2 separate regions of the Homo sapiens genome follow, and region 1 is linked to region 2. A link is a contact called in ENCODE Hi-C data. All regions are on one chromosome and are shown on one strand. Each heading gives the region's core, a stretch centred on a gene start or an enhancer-like site at or near the end of the contact. The rest is flanking DNA. Distances are from core to core; before and after follow the strand shown. Region 1 overlaps NPAS3 (neuronal PAS domain protein 3). Region 2 overlaps AKAP6 (A-kinase anchoring protein 6).

The links. A loop is a pair of places that touch in the nucleus more often than their neighbours do. Pooled maps may share reads with other maps.
Region 1: a map of mammary epithelial cell shows a loop between it and region 2 (5-fold over the local background). The contact joins two enhancer-like sites. A Hi-C loop is called at or near these places in 2 of 168 maps with a recorded cell type or tissue (MCF 10A and mammary epithelial cell), 1 of 37 single-sample maps with no recorded cell type and 6 of 50 pooled maps.

Annotation. Positions count from the first base shown.
Region 1 is chr14:33,674,316-33,678,120 of GRCh38, reverse strand. It overlaps NPAS3 (neuronal PAS domain protein 3), which reads right to left. Exons shown (of 12, transcript NM_001164749.2): 6 at 1,736-1,910. Among named protein-coding and RNA genes, the nearest start is that of SNORA89, 33 kb to the left of the region's middle. Within about 2 kb of position 1,865, at least 2 of the 41 ENCODE cell types and tissues checked have a DNase peak (open chromatin) inside an H3K27ac peak, as active enhancers do.
Region 2 is chr14:32,574,747-32,578,863 of GRCh38, reverse strand. It overlaps AKAP6 (A-kinase anchoring protein 6), which reads right to left. Exons shown (of 14, transcript NM_004274.5): 5 at 1,622-1,744. Among named protein-coding and RNA genes, the nearest start is that of AKAP6, 250 kb to the right of the region's middle. Within about 2 kb of position 2,588, at least 2 of the 41 ENCODE cell types and tissues checked have a DNase peak (open chromatin) inside an H3K27ac peak, as active enhancers do.

The sequences.
Region 1 (3,805 bases), core at 616-3,115, 1.1 Mb before region 2:
GGATCATGAAGATCCTTTCAAACTTGAGCATTTGTGATTCAAGGAAACAAACTTTTCTAAGACCTTCCCTCATACAAAGGCTTAGAAACTTAAATTCTTTCATGCTGCGTGTTTGAGTCATGAGGAAGAGGTTCTCCAACATCAGGATGAAAGAGTAGAAAACCGTTTGCATGTGCTGTTTCTCAAATATGCCCAGATATGAACATTCTATTGACTAAAAAACAGTTCCAGTTATCTCGCTGACATAGCTGCTCAGTAAAGTCAGTGAGCTATGGTATAAGAATATATCACTTGCCCACCTGAACAAAAGTATTTTCATTTTTAAAAGGTAAAGAATAATCTTAAATATTCTCTTTTCTCATGTGTGGGGCTCACTGAAGAAGGATGATCACCAATGCTAAGAATAATGAATGCCCTAGAAACTACAGTTAACTTCAGTGAGGAAAATGGATTGGTTCTTAAAATACTTCCAAGAGTCAAATGTGTGTTGTTTTTTTTTTTTCCTTCTGTGTGAGAAAACATATCGTGATTACTTCTAGGCAGGCCAAATTATTGTCTTCGAAGTATGTTGAGTTATTTTAATGTTAATCTTAACATAGGTTTTTCTATTTTTCTTGTTAATAAAATGCTTTTGTATTACGAATCTATTTTAAAACAACAGATCAAGTAAAGTACAAGCATCTTTGAAGAGTGAAAAAATAATTTTCCAAGTAAGCAAATACAACTTTGCACTTCAAATCAGGCCTTGATTCATCAAAAAATCTTAAACTTCTCATGAGAAAAATTAACATTTAAACCACTGCTGCTTGGCCAAGCACTCCACCACACAAGAATATGAAATATCTCCTCTAAAAAAGTACAAAAAGGACAAAACCACAAATGTGGAACTTCAATTAATTTAAAGCCCCAATCAGCAAAGAATAAATCCTTCGCAGATCTAATTACCAGCGCTCTCGGAAGACCCAGGCCGACCAGCCAATCTTCCCCGTGTTTGAACAGCTTGATGAACTAGGGGACTGATGGATATCAAGTCATTTTGTTTAATTTATAAATGGATTTTCCCCTAATACTTAAATTATCATCAGTACAACACAATGAAAATGGGAACATTCTGAATGCAAAGTCTATAAGAGTCCTGGAAGGAATCCCAATGAGGAATGTCACCTCTGTTCATTCCTCTATACAATTGATCTAATTAAATACTGAGGGTAGAAAGGCAGTTTAAAATGTAGCCATTTCTGTTTTCTTTTTAGCCTTAATTTATCTGTTCACATCTTTCAAGTACCTTCTGATGCTTTAAAAAAATAAAGAAACCAAGATTTCTACAAGTCCCTGATACTTTTAATTCTCCACGAGCTACTATTTGGAATGCCTCTGCCATAGATTTTGCTGAATAATAAATAAACGCATTACATTTAGCCATGGTAACAATAAAATGAAGAGGGTATTCCAAATCGGAAGCTGTTCCCTCTAGTAATTTGAAAGAGAAACTAAAAGAACTAGTACCTTCTACATGTATTGTTCAACTGAAATTAGATCTCTGGATTATACTTATTAAAATGTCTCCTTATTTTCAGATCTCTTCCTTATTTAATTACTGCATGGGACTGGAAGCTGCATGGAATTGTTAAATACCCTTAGACCTATTTATAGTCTCTTCACATGGGTAACTTGAGCACACTCATTTGGCAAAGGTCCTGCCCACCAACCCACACACTGGGTTTGCAATTCCCACCTGGCTCGGGGGTCTCCGACTGAGAGGAGGAAGATGCTGAGCTGGCTCCGTCCTCAGCAGTGCCCTGTGACAGGAGACCCCGCCCAGGGGGGAGCTTCATGCCCAGCTGCTCAGCCATCTCCACGTGATCTCCGGGGTGGACATAGTCAAAGACACTGCTGCCTGTCAGCTCCACCTAGAGGGCGAGAGAAAGGGTGGGAAGGAAAGACATTATATAGGCTTCTCCATTTTCAAATTCAACACAGTGATTCAGATTCTGAGTAGAAAAGAAAATACATTCAGGTCCCAGAAACAATCCTGGTTCTGTCTTCATCTTCAAATACTTAAGAATTCTTGAGGTGAAAGAGAAAGATTTTTTCACATGTATTTATTTAGCAATTGTTAAGCTCAGTTTTTTTTTTTTTCCTCACACACTGTTGTTTGCATAAAGCCAAACATTCTGTGAAATGTGGACGAGTCTGCCTTGTATTCAGCTGTTTTATCCACGCATCATCAAATACTTGCGTGTTTGGTGTCAACCACATGATTGACTGAATTCTACAGTTTTCTTATTGAGAAGTTTGGGTTTTGGATAGGAACAGCTATAGAAACAGCCAGAGATAGCAGTCGAGTGTTTTCCTTAAAATACACAGATTTCCAAGATGTGTTTTTATACATATCATCTGATTTCCATGTAAATTTAAATGTAAGAAGGGCTGCTTACAAATATATGCAAAGGCATAATGTTTTCATTAAAAATTACTCATTAGCTCTGTAATCGTATGAGGGATTTTCCATACAAAAGAGGTCAGCTGGGGTCTGAAGCAGCCATATTTTTTTTCTGCTGCAATCAGCTTGTTTTGCCTTCAATCTAATAGGATACATAGTACAAATCTCCTTGAAGGCTTTTTAAAAAATGTTTTATTTTGTATACTCTTTGAATCAGGCTAACTCTCTAACTAACTCTAAAGGCAGAGAATGAATATCAAATATCAGAACTGTTTCAGCCTGAAATAGAGGCACTGACTATTTTAATGCTGTCAGGCATGACCCCTGCGTCTGAGTTGTGCGCCGTCTGAAGGGGCAGAAGTTGCTGGTAAGGACTGGCCTTACCTCTGTACTCCTCTAATGCTCTAAATTTTATCTCCTAAGAATAGTGGTAATGCTCTACATTACATGCACATACAACAGGGAGAGATATGTCAGCAATAGGACAAGCAAAAGCTCTTTCCCAGGTCACTAATGGGTTTCCCGGTCCTCCGGAGTGCAATGGTTTCAGGCCAGCTATGACGTACCATGGAAGCTGCCAGAGCTTCAGACTGTCACAAGTTTCTTGGTGGATATTTACCTAGAACCCCTGCCTACCTCACTTCCCTTTCCAGGATAATTTCCAGCATCCCTCCAGATTCCACCTGCGTGCCTGCACCCTTTCATGTCAAGAGGGAAGACTGGCGGTGGAAAAACTGTCACAGAGACTGTAATACTCAGAGCAATTCTTGTCCCCAGAACTCCAAGTCCCGGTAATATGATCACATCTACTCCCAGACTCCATTTGATTAACATCTTAACAGGCTGCAGATCTTCCACATCTATCAGTTAACATAGGTATAGTCAGAAAAACAGGAGGCTAAATTCAGTTTGGTTAATAGCTATTCCTGAAAAAGGCTCGCGTAACTTTTACGGAAAATTAGGCATTTTTCTCTTGCTATTAAATTGCACTCTCCTCCTGTATCACCCAACCACTGACTATATCATTTTACAATCCCCATTTCCTCCATTTGTTATTGCTACAGAGCGTAAATCGGGATTCACAGTGATCAGCTCTTACCCTCTGGGAGGGGGGGATTACATGGAAATAATCCCTTTAATGTGCGCCTTGCCTCTAAGCACTTCACACAGTAATAAATGGGTAAACTGACTTTGAGCAATTAAGAAATTAAATGGAACTAATAAAATGTGTGTTTTAATATTTCTTGATGATGGTTATTTTGTTTGGAGATTAGTGAATATGAGGAAGTCACTCTCGTTTTGCATGGAGTCCAATTGTAGCACTTTCGTAAATATTTCTGTCACTTTTCTCAAACTAATTTT
Region 2 (4,117 bases), core at 1,339-3,838:
GTTACAAAGAGGCCATATCATTCAACCTCCAAAGGGGAAAAAGGGACCTTGGGTCCATACTCTCCTAGCCCGGCTTTCAATAAATAGTCCAGAGTTAAAGTGCTCTTCATGCCCTTGTGCCCTCTGGGACCTCAAAAACTAAATGTGTGTTTTCCATAAAATATTAAGTCAAGAGAAAGTAAGACAGCACACTTAATGTGAAATAAAGTTCATATACTCCTGTTTAAACACAGATTAGAATTTCTGTCAGAACAATGCCAGTGAAAAGTTGACATTCTAATTAATACAATTTACATCATAAAGCACTGAATATCTTTATCTTGCTATTATGAAATGCCCTCTTTAAAAAAAAGTTGAAACTCTACTCAACAGGGAAATGAGTACTAAGGACAGTATATAAAAACCCATGTACAAGAGAGGTGGTTAGGGTCACTTGCATTTTTACACACCATCGACTCAGGTCTCTAAAAAGGGAAGCAATACACTCATCCTCTACCACACAGTTTTGTCATTCTTTATCATCTGCAAGGCTATTTGCATGCAGCAACAGGATTTTAAAGCTGTTTTTCTGTTATATAAACATGCTGCAAAAAACAAACACCAAAACCTGAAACATTATCTCTTTCCCCTCTTTTCTCCCTCTCCATCTCTCCCTTCTCTCTCTCACTTAACATCATAGAGAACAACAGTTCTGGAACCCTGTGAACTCGCATACAGGTAGGACTCCCACATAATGTTTATTCAATCCAAATTCTGAGTGTGTAAGAGGGGCAGAAAATCAACCCCACAGTTGAGTACCCAAGGATTCATGTTCATTGCCTTTGTCAATTTTATGCTATCAGTGAAAGGAATAAAGATGAGATCCTTACAGCTTGAATTTTCATTTCCTATGACACGTGCTTTTTCTTCATGCTTTATCACACTCCACTACTTAGTTTCCACCCCTTCATAATTGATATCGGCCATTTGAAGCATTCAGTAAAAACCCCACGAGGTTCATCGAATGTCCCCCAGTCTATAATTCTTGCTTTTAACATTCAGAAGCAAATTCATCTGAGTGTTTTCCACTTCCCCTCCATGGTTTTCTCTATGCACAGGGATGAGTGTAATGACAGTTGTATTAATTATATGCTGAAAAACCCACATAGCAGCAAAAATGATGGAGATCATCATTTTAAATATTTTATTAAAATAACCCAGTGTAGAACAGATAATGTAGACCCTCTTGATAATGAGAGGTTCATTAATTTTACAAGAATTCTAGAAAGCTTAGAATGGTCATCAAAATCATCTCTTTCATTTATTTGTTTTTAAGAAAGGGAAAACCTTCAGTTGCTGCTTTAGAGAACAAGGGTCTAATAAAATTTTCTAAGGTATTTTTAAATAATTACTTATCCTTCCAGGAAAAGCTTTGAAAAGGTAGCTTGAAACAGAGATGATTTAGGTTTCATAGTATTACTTGAAATGCCTGTAAATTTTCATCTTCTGTGACCCATTAAAATTTGGTTTCATTGACATATAGTAACCTTTGATAAATAAAATTGATATTTCTCATAAACAAACAAGCAGTACATTAAAATCCTTTGATTATTGACAGCAAGAACAACACAATCTTGCCTACCAAGTGTGTCTCCAGATACAGTTTAAGGTCATCCATCTCTGCTTTAGGGGGAGTCCAATTTTCTGTAGTTTCCATGGCTTCATTTAACCATTGAATGAATTCATCCAGTTTGTTTACAAACCCCTTGTGAAAGGAAAGAAAAGGGGAAAAAAAGGGGCAAGAAAGGCATGTTAGTTGGTTATTCTGTAAAAAGCCAATATTAAAAGTTCCAAATTTTATCCATGATCAAATCGATCCCACCGCACTCCTATCCTAGTTTCATCTTTGCTGTAATGGAATTTCCACTATTCCTGGACCTGAACTCTTACCAAAATGGGAAAGAAACTGTCAATGCTTCCCTCTCAGTTTTTCTCTAGAATCACTTTTCTGAGGAATTTGGATTGGATTGTGGGGTGTCACTGTATGGGTGACCTCAAAACATCAAAACATTTCTGGTGTCTGACAAGCATCCCCCTGCCAAAAAATCAGGTCAGGTCTGCTAGGAACACTCGTTGGCTTTGGGGGATTGCCAAATCCTTTACAGGGATTGGCATTCCTGTAAAGATGTTGTTCTTCACCCAGAAGCCTGTGGAGTTTAGTTGCCATAGCTGAACTAGAAATATATTTCAAAATTACATAAGTATTTACAGGTCCTTGGACGAGTTCTGTCCACAGCCCAAATGTCTGTGTCTGAGCCTGTGTGCTACAAAGGAAGGAAGCGTAGAAAGTGGGACCAATGAACAAACATAAATACTTGACTTCGGGTATGTACAGACATAAAGATATATTCTTGGCTAGGAAGCACAAATCACAATAACCTTGCAATTTTTCAAATAGTGGTTATAAAATTTTATTGGCCATTTAGAAGTATACATCTGTAGAAACAGAAAATATTTTGAAAATATGAAAGCCCAACTGCAAACCTAAGTGAAAGAAATGGGGCTGGGCTCCTGCTTTCCGTGTCTGGGTAAACAGCACCACCTGGAGGTCATAAGGAGCAAGGGCAGGCTTCCACACATAACTAGGAATGGGTTGAGATGCCGTTTCCCTATTAAACTTAACCCATTCTTCAGATGTGCCTTTCAAATAATCTTGATTAATATTTTTAATGCTTAACTGAGGATGTCCTGACACTGAAGTGGAAAGAGGTAAAAGTAAATATTTTTTATAATGTTTATCACAAGCTAGGTTTTGCCATTAGGGTTTTTCCTAGATAATATTTTAAGATTCATAAACCTTTAATTCAAGCAATTAGATTACCTCAAAAAAAATCATGAGAAAAAGAGAAAATGGAATTGTGGAGAGTGGTAAGTAAAAAAACAAATAACACTCAGGAACACAAATTGTTTATTAGAGGGGGACAAAGCAGAGATGTGGGCACAGAGTCCCATAGAGTCAGATCATACCATACTGCCATGCTCTGGTGTGTTGCCAACCTGTTTAGATAGAGCTCAGTCTATCATCCCACATAGTGGTACATCATATGGTTTCCCATATTCATACATGTTTCCAAAAGCTTTTCCTATTGAAAATCTCTCTATTGTACCAAGTCTCCAAGGAGAGTCACACCCAGGGATACATATCACAACCAGATTTCACAAATGCAAGATTTCTCATTTATATTCTTTCAAAAATCTATCCCAATTGGTTAGATTTGATAAAACTAATGAGAAATATCATCTTAGAGACATCATAATCACAAACTGAGACCTACACAATTGCAATTGGCTGAGCTGGGAACTATATGGTAGTTTAACATTCCTCCAGTCCTAGACTCCAACCCTAAACTGATTGACAACATCATTGAGGTTTCTGTTGGTCATCACTCAGAAGATTTTCTTCCAGGTGAGGTGAAAATATGTCCAACAGAGAAGGTTTCAGAAATTTCATACAATGTATTCCCTTACTAAGTGAATTTTCTGGTGATCTACCAAACTCAGCCTTTTTTTCTAATTTTCTCATATTGCAACTCTTTCCAAATGCCAAGAATCCATGCAAGATCATTCATTTTGCCCCTTCTCCTATCTTCAGGGTATCAGTTTGTCTGTTCTTTCGCCTTTCCTGCATTTGCATAAATTTGAGAGTTGCTTTGCTTTTCATTTCCTCCCAAATACTTGACTCTTTTAATATCGAAGTTACACTTACTCAAGCTCAGTCTTCTCAGTAGAGTGTCCCATGTGTTCAAAATGTTATTTCCTAAACTCCTTTATCTGGTAGACTACCTAGGGATCAGAATATTTCACAGGTTCATATCTGACTTGATGTTTACCATAGATCCCTTCAGATGTGTACAGTAAATCTGTGAGCAGAAATAAGGGCAGAGTCTGTTAGAACTCCAGTCCTAATTCTCGATACTCTCATAATTAAAATTTTCGTGAAAACTTAAGAGACCCTTTGCTGACCAGATGGACTTACAGAAGTATTGTCTGTCATCTGTGGATGCTAGTCAGAAAAGCAGAATTTAGATGGTTTATAAATGGGAGATGAAAATAGTACTTTATACTTCTTGCAGCATTA